Regions from separate parts of the Homo sapiens genome. Here region 1 is linked to region 2. The links are chromatin contacts, found by Hi-C in ENCODE. All regions are on one chromosome and are shown on one strand. Each heading gives the region's core, a stretch centred on a gene start or an enhancer-like site at or near the end of the contact. The rest is flanking DNA. Distances are from core to core; before and after follow the strand shown. Region 1 overlaps FRRS1 (ferric chelate reductase 1). Region 2 holds the start of LINC01708 (long intergenic non-protein coding RNA 1708).

Evidence for each region. A loop is a pair of places that touch in the nucleus more often than their neighbours do. Pooled maps may share reads with other maps.
Region 1: a loop to region 2 is called in a map of A673, with 2.5 times the contacts of the local background. The contact joins the enhancer-like site here to the promoter of LINC01708 in region 2. A Hi-C loop is called at or near these places in 2 of 168 maps with a recorded cell type or tissue (A673 and endothelial cell of umbilical vein), 1 of 37 single-sample maps with no recorded cell type and 5 of 50 pooled maps.

What each region holds. Positions count from the first base shown.
Region 1 is chr1:99,735,566-99,738,653 of GRCh38, reverse strand. It overlaps FRRS1 (ferric chelate reductase 1), which reads left to right. Exons shown (of 17, transcript NM_001361041.2): 7 at 386-568. Among named protein-coding and RNA genes, the nearest start is that of FRRS1, 30 kb to the left of the region's middle. Within about 2 kb of position 1,478, at least 3 of the 41 ENCODE cell types and tissues checked have a DNase peak (open chromatin) inside an H3K27ac peak, as active enhancers do.
Region 2 is chr1:99,486,105-99,489,172 of GRCh38, reverse strand. It overlaps LINC01708 (long intergenic non-protein coding RNA 1708), which reads left to right and starts at 1,369. Exons shown (of 3, transcript NR_125951.2): 1 at 1,369-1,428. RefSeq lists a silencer at 653-853.

The sequences.
Region 1 (3,088 bases), core at 229-2,728, 250 kb before region 2:
GTGTCATTTAAGTCTTAGGGACTGAAATATTAACTCAAAAATTTCTCAAAACCTATCAGAAACTTTGCTCCAAAACTTACTTAATGTGAAATGTTTTGTGTATTACAGGAGCTTTAATACCCTTGCACAATTACAGCCCAACAAGTGTATGTTTTCCAAATTTTAATTAAAATTAATTAAGTTTAAAAGTTCATAACCTAACTACTGCTCCGATCATTTTTAATTTGGGATGTGTCTTTTGTTTCCTTATTTGAATGCTTATTATGGAAAGGTATTCTCATTAATTTGGGAGCTACCCGTACTTGAAGGTAGTTATTCTTCTGTCATTGCCAATGAACTGCTTGTTTGATAATTAAGATTTTTTTTTCCTCTGTCATTTTTCTAGTTCAGTGCCTCAGATTGTGGGAACAAGAAGTTCTGTATTAGGAGTCCTTTGAACTGTGACCCAGAGAAGGAGGCTTCCTGTGTCTTCTTGTCCTTCACAAGAGATGACCAATCGGTGATGGTTGAAATGAGCGGCCCCAGTAAAGGCTATTTATCCTTTGCATTGTCTCATGATCAGTGGATGGTTGGTACCTCTCACTTACATAAGTGGTAACAAAAGGAGAATCACGGCTAGGCATGGTGGCTCATGCCTGTAATCCCAGCACTTTGGGAGGCCGAGGCAGGTGGATCACGAGGTCGGGAGTTCAAGACCAGCCTGGCCGAGATGGTGAAACCCCACCTCTACTAAAAATACAAAAATTAGCCTAGCGTCGTGGCGGGCGCTTGTAATCCCGGCTGCACGGGAGGCTGAGGCAGGAGAATCACTTGAACCTGGGAGGTGGAGGTTGCAGTGAGCCAAGATTGTGCCACTGCACTCCAGCCTGGGCGACAGAGTGAGACTCCATCTAAAAAAACCCCCCCAAAACAAACAAACAAAAAACCAAAAGGAGAATCATTGAAACTGTTTGTTCCAGGGTCAAATGATCATCCAGGAGAAGCTAACTTAGAACAGATTCTAAGTTAAACGGCTTTGAGTACTGTATGATTTTAACAGTTGGGCAATTACTTCCAAGAACAGGCTGTCCTAAGGAAAGTTTGGAAGATCATTTTATTTCCAGTGTATTTGCCATTTTATGTCTGTCTGTCTCTTTGCGATAAAGCAGGAAATACAGTTAAGAAAAGTTGTTCTGCATAAAATGTCATGTTTTTTGTAATGCTTTTCAAACCAGAATTGTTTATTCAAGTGGCCAGAACTAAAACATGTGTTCCTGCTCTTTTGTCCTATTTTAGTAGTCATCAGTGCCTTTCCTAAAAAGAGAATTAAACTTGTATATCCAGGCAGCATGTATTACAGTAGGCTCCTTTGTCAAATCAGCAGAAGGCAGCATTTATTTTAAGCCGATTCTCACTCATCCTGGGTAGTGCTGAAATGGATTAAATGATTCTGTAGGTGGCAGCCTTGTGCTGTGGTGTGGAAGAGCAGAGGCCTGCATAAACATCTCGCTTTCCTAGGGAGCAGGAAGAGTATTGTGGCCAGGACGTGTATAAGTCCTGTTCAAGCAGAGTGGGCCTTGGGGCATAGGGATGACCAGAAATGGAGAAAGCCCCTTATTAGCACAGGCGTTCTTGTCTTGAGGGTTTTCTTCTTATCAGGATTTAAACTTAACACCACTTCTTTAGGGAATCATATTTCAGAAAAAGAAAAGGAACTCTGACATGGCTGTAATAGAAAAACTAATGCTCGTCCTGAAAGTGCACTTGATCACATTGGTCCTGGAGCAGTGTTTGCAAGTATTGTAAGACGCTGGATGTAACTAACTTTCTTTTTTTTTTTTAATTGTCCTAATTCTTTTTTTTATTCTTTTTTATTTTTATTTTATTTATTTTTATTTTATTATTAGTACACTTTAAGTTTTAGGGTACATGTGCACAATGTGCAGGTTTGTTACATATGTATACATGTGCCATGTTGGTGTGCTGCACCCATTAACTGGTCATTTAACATTAGGTATATCTCCTAATGCTATCCCTCCCCACTCTCCCCACCCCACAACAGTCCCCGGAGTGTGATGTCCCCCTTCCTGTGTCCATGTGTTCTCATTGTTCAATTCCCACTTATGAGTGAGAACATGCGGTGTTTGGTTTTTTGTCCTTGCGATAGTTTGCTGAGAATGATGTAGGATACCATTTCAGTATGTATATATGACCTACATATTTCACTAGACACCTCTAGAATGCACTTCTATCTTCTTTCATTAAACAAAAGATATACCTTAAGTCTATGAGATACAAAAGATACCATGTACTTAAAAAAATAACATATAAGAAATAATGAATCCTTCCCCTTCCAAGTTGCTTGTATAGGAAATTTTATACTTGCTCAGCTGATGCGCTGATTGTTCAAAACATCTTCCCCACTTCCTTTTGTGATTGCCATCAGACCTGTAGCATATTCTTTTGGATATTCTTAGTGTTGGCAAAAATGAACAATGTTTAGTGTATAAGGTGAATGAGGTTGAGTTGAAAATAAAATGTGACTATAAAGCAATAATGATAGGTGGTGGTAGTGCTGCTGTCATGTGAATGTGATAAAACTGGCTAGAAAGGAAATTCTGAAAATGAGTCCAAAAAGGATTAACCTGTTGAATGAATGTATAGTTTCATTAAGGTTCATCTCTGAGTTACAGCACTCATTTAGATATATGCTCTAGCCACTTAAAAAAAAATCCAACTTATTCCAGTCACTTTATAGCCAAGATTCATGCTATAGTATACGGATACATTTCCTTTTACTGGTTACGTAAAACCTGTAAGCAAGAGGGAAAGACTGTTACTGCATTCAGTATGGTAATGAGTAGCCCACAGGTAGGTCAGTTATTCTGTTCTAAATTGTAGGCATTGATGGCACAAAAGCATTTCTCTCTAATTCAAGATATATTTATCTTACTTAGAAATCTTATCTGTTTCCAGTATAGTACTCCTCAAAAATGTTTACAAAAAAGGCTTAATTACGCAGGTGCAGTTGATTTACAGAGAAATCCTGTTTAATGATTAAAATAATCTGTACACCTGTTTGACTAACTTGGGGGAAATGAATCATCCT
Region 2 (3,068 bases), core at 120-2,619:
CACAAATAGATTTTTAAAATCCCTCATAGGTATATAGTATGCAGCAGCATGTCTCAAATGTATTCGGCAGTCAACTCCCTCCATCTTTTTGGGGAGAATTTTGTGCAGTAAATGTTTTCCAAAACACACTTTGGTAAATGCTATTGTGTGTTTACTATAAGCATATTTTGCCACCTTTTTGTCTCCCATTCACTAGAGTCTGCATATCATCTTTAAAGTTTTCATAATTTTGAATCCAATGGTCTCTTTTCAGATCATGACTTCCCAACAATTGACATTACAGACAATTTCTGACTCCTCTTGGAATGTTTTCCTTTCTGGGTTTCCAGAATACCATTTCTTTCTGCTCCTTTGTCTTCTCTTTTCAGTTTTCTTTATTAACTTGCCTTTATCTAAATCTTAGATGTTAGTGTACCCCAAGGTTCCATCCTTGACTGTCTTTCTTGTGTCTCAATGTTATATTCCAGTTGCTTCGTTAAACTGCCACACTCATTCTAAATTTATGATACCTTCCCCGACATCTTTAGAAATAATAGATTACTTTTCATTTTCTCTGCTAAATGCACTTTATTTTTCCCTTAGTGAAATGCATACCACCTTGCATATGTCTGCCTCCTAACTAGCCTCTTTTGTCAAGATGTGATAGGCTCTATTGCAGTTAATGCTAGTTATCAGAAAAAAAGTTTACATCTCACTGATGCAAGAATCTGTCGCAGATCTGGGCAACTCTCAAGGACAGCTGTGTGTTCGTCTGTTCAGTGACTCAGGGATCTAGGCAACCTCAAACTTGAGGCTCTACCTTCTCAATACAAGGACTGTTCTTATATTTCCATGGCAGAAGGAGTAGAAAGTGAGTAGGGGCTTCTACTGGCTCAGTGTGGACTACACAGACATATGCTATTCACATTTCATTGAGCAGAACTAATAATAGGGTTTTATCTTTTGACAGTAAGAGTGAAAGTTTAGTTATCCATATGCCCAGGAAAGAAATAACTTTTGTTGAAAAGCTTAACACAGGGATTGTATCATAAATATCTCTATACCCCCAGTACTTGGCACAGGGTTTAACAATAGATGTTCAATAAATGTTTGGTAAATTCAATCTAATCTAGTTTCAACTTGAGTCATTTTACTGATAGAAGAACGGAAGCCCTTCAAAGAAAAGTGACTTTACTCAAATTATTCAGATGTTTACATGGCTAGAGCAAGAATCTAGATCTTTTGCTCTTTTTACTATATCTGATATTCATGGAGGAGTTTGTTCTACAAGAATTGTTATGATTTTGTTGGGTTGTGCATTATTCCCATTAAGGCTACGGGTTTGGTTGTTGGAATGTTTGTTAACTTGCTTTACATTTTTGCTTACAGAGTTAACAGAGATATGGCATGAACATGTATTAGAAAAATGATTCACACACAATAGAAAAAGTAAGTATAGATTATCAACTTGTTGCCAGCAGCATCAATAATTTTTTTTTGGTTACTAAATAGCCCACATAAGTTTGAGCAATATTGTCTCATTTACTACATGTCATTTAGTTGCATAGCAAATGCTTTTACTGACAGAAAATAAAATAAGATTGAAGAAAACCACACAGTATTATCAATTATTACCCATTCTTACTTCTTCTTTCTTTACTGTAGTTTTTGGAAGGGTAATTTAGTGTATTTGCTTAACAATTTTGGGGCCTATTTTCCCATTTTATCCTTACTAAATTTTAAGTAGTAGGTAGGGATTCTCTTAGTGCTGTCTGTGGAAATGTTGCAATTCTATGGCTACTATAATATCTTTTTTGACAACCTTACTTATTTCAGTGCTGGATGGTCTTATTTGCTTTACACCTCAGGGTTCTCCTCAAAACGCCATTGAGGTTCTCTCTTAAGCTGTACCTCTATAGGTAATATTTCACTTGAACATATAAACTTTAATGCAATGTTTCTAAAATAAACTCCTAATCTTCTTCCCTGCTCTCAAGCTTCCTCAAACAAATAAACACACTGGCAGAGACCGTTACCTGTAGCATGTGGCTAATTTCTAGTCAGAGAATATGAACAGAACTTATGGGTATTTCTTCCATGTCTGGCCCATATCATTTTTCTGGCCAATGAACAAACAAATAAGCCAAATACAACAACGAAGATTAAAAAAAAAAAAAAACCCTTCCTAGTTTCCACTTGGCTGGAGAAGACTGTGCCAAGCTTGGAAGCCATATTGTTGAAAGTGGCAGAGCATTTTATCGACTTGAGTTCTTCAGTGACTATGTAGAAAGAGCCCTGTTACTCTCCTAGACTGTTTGGAGAGCAAGAAATAAACTTATTCCATGTTGAGTCATTGTTTGAGTCCATTGTTACCACAGAATACTTTGATACAGAAACCTCAGCTTGTGTACCTGTGAAATGGAAATAATAACTACTTTACTTTGAGAACTAAATGAGATAATATAAACAAAGCACTTATTTTAATGCATGACTCATAAAATATATGATAAATTTTAGTCTATTCCCTTCCTTCCTTCTTCATATAGATATGACAAATACAATCCTTTTAATTCCCTTCAGAAACTTCTGCATCCACTACCCCTCTTTCTTGACACAGAGATAGTGGTTATGAGATTGAAACTCTGTACATCTCCCAATGCTGAATCTATACACAGACATGGATCCAAATTCACATTCTCTTCCCTTACTCCTGTTCCAATACTATTCTTTCTGCTATTTAATATTAGCCAGTATTTATTAAGTGATTAGCATATACCAGGTAATATGCAAAGCCCTGCATGGATTATACAATTAGATCTCATGATGTAGGCATTGTTTTATATCCCCATATTTCAGATTAAAGAATTGGGAGGAGAAAAATTAAGCAGTTTGCTCAAAACGCAAGAATATCTTCAAACTCTCTCATTCTCTTTTCACTTTTTATCTGCATTTAAATGTGCACATATCCCTACAATCTTGAGAAAAACCATTCCATGAAACTTGGCTTCCTTCTTCATTATCTTCATTTTCTGTCTCAACTTCCTCACCTTCACTCTTTAAGCCCTCTGCTCTCACCACTCCAATGAAAT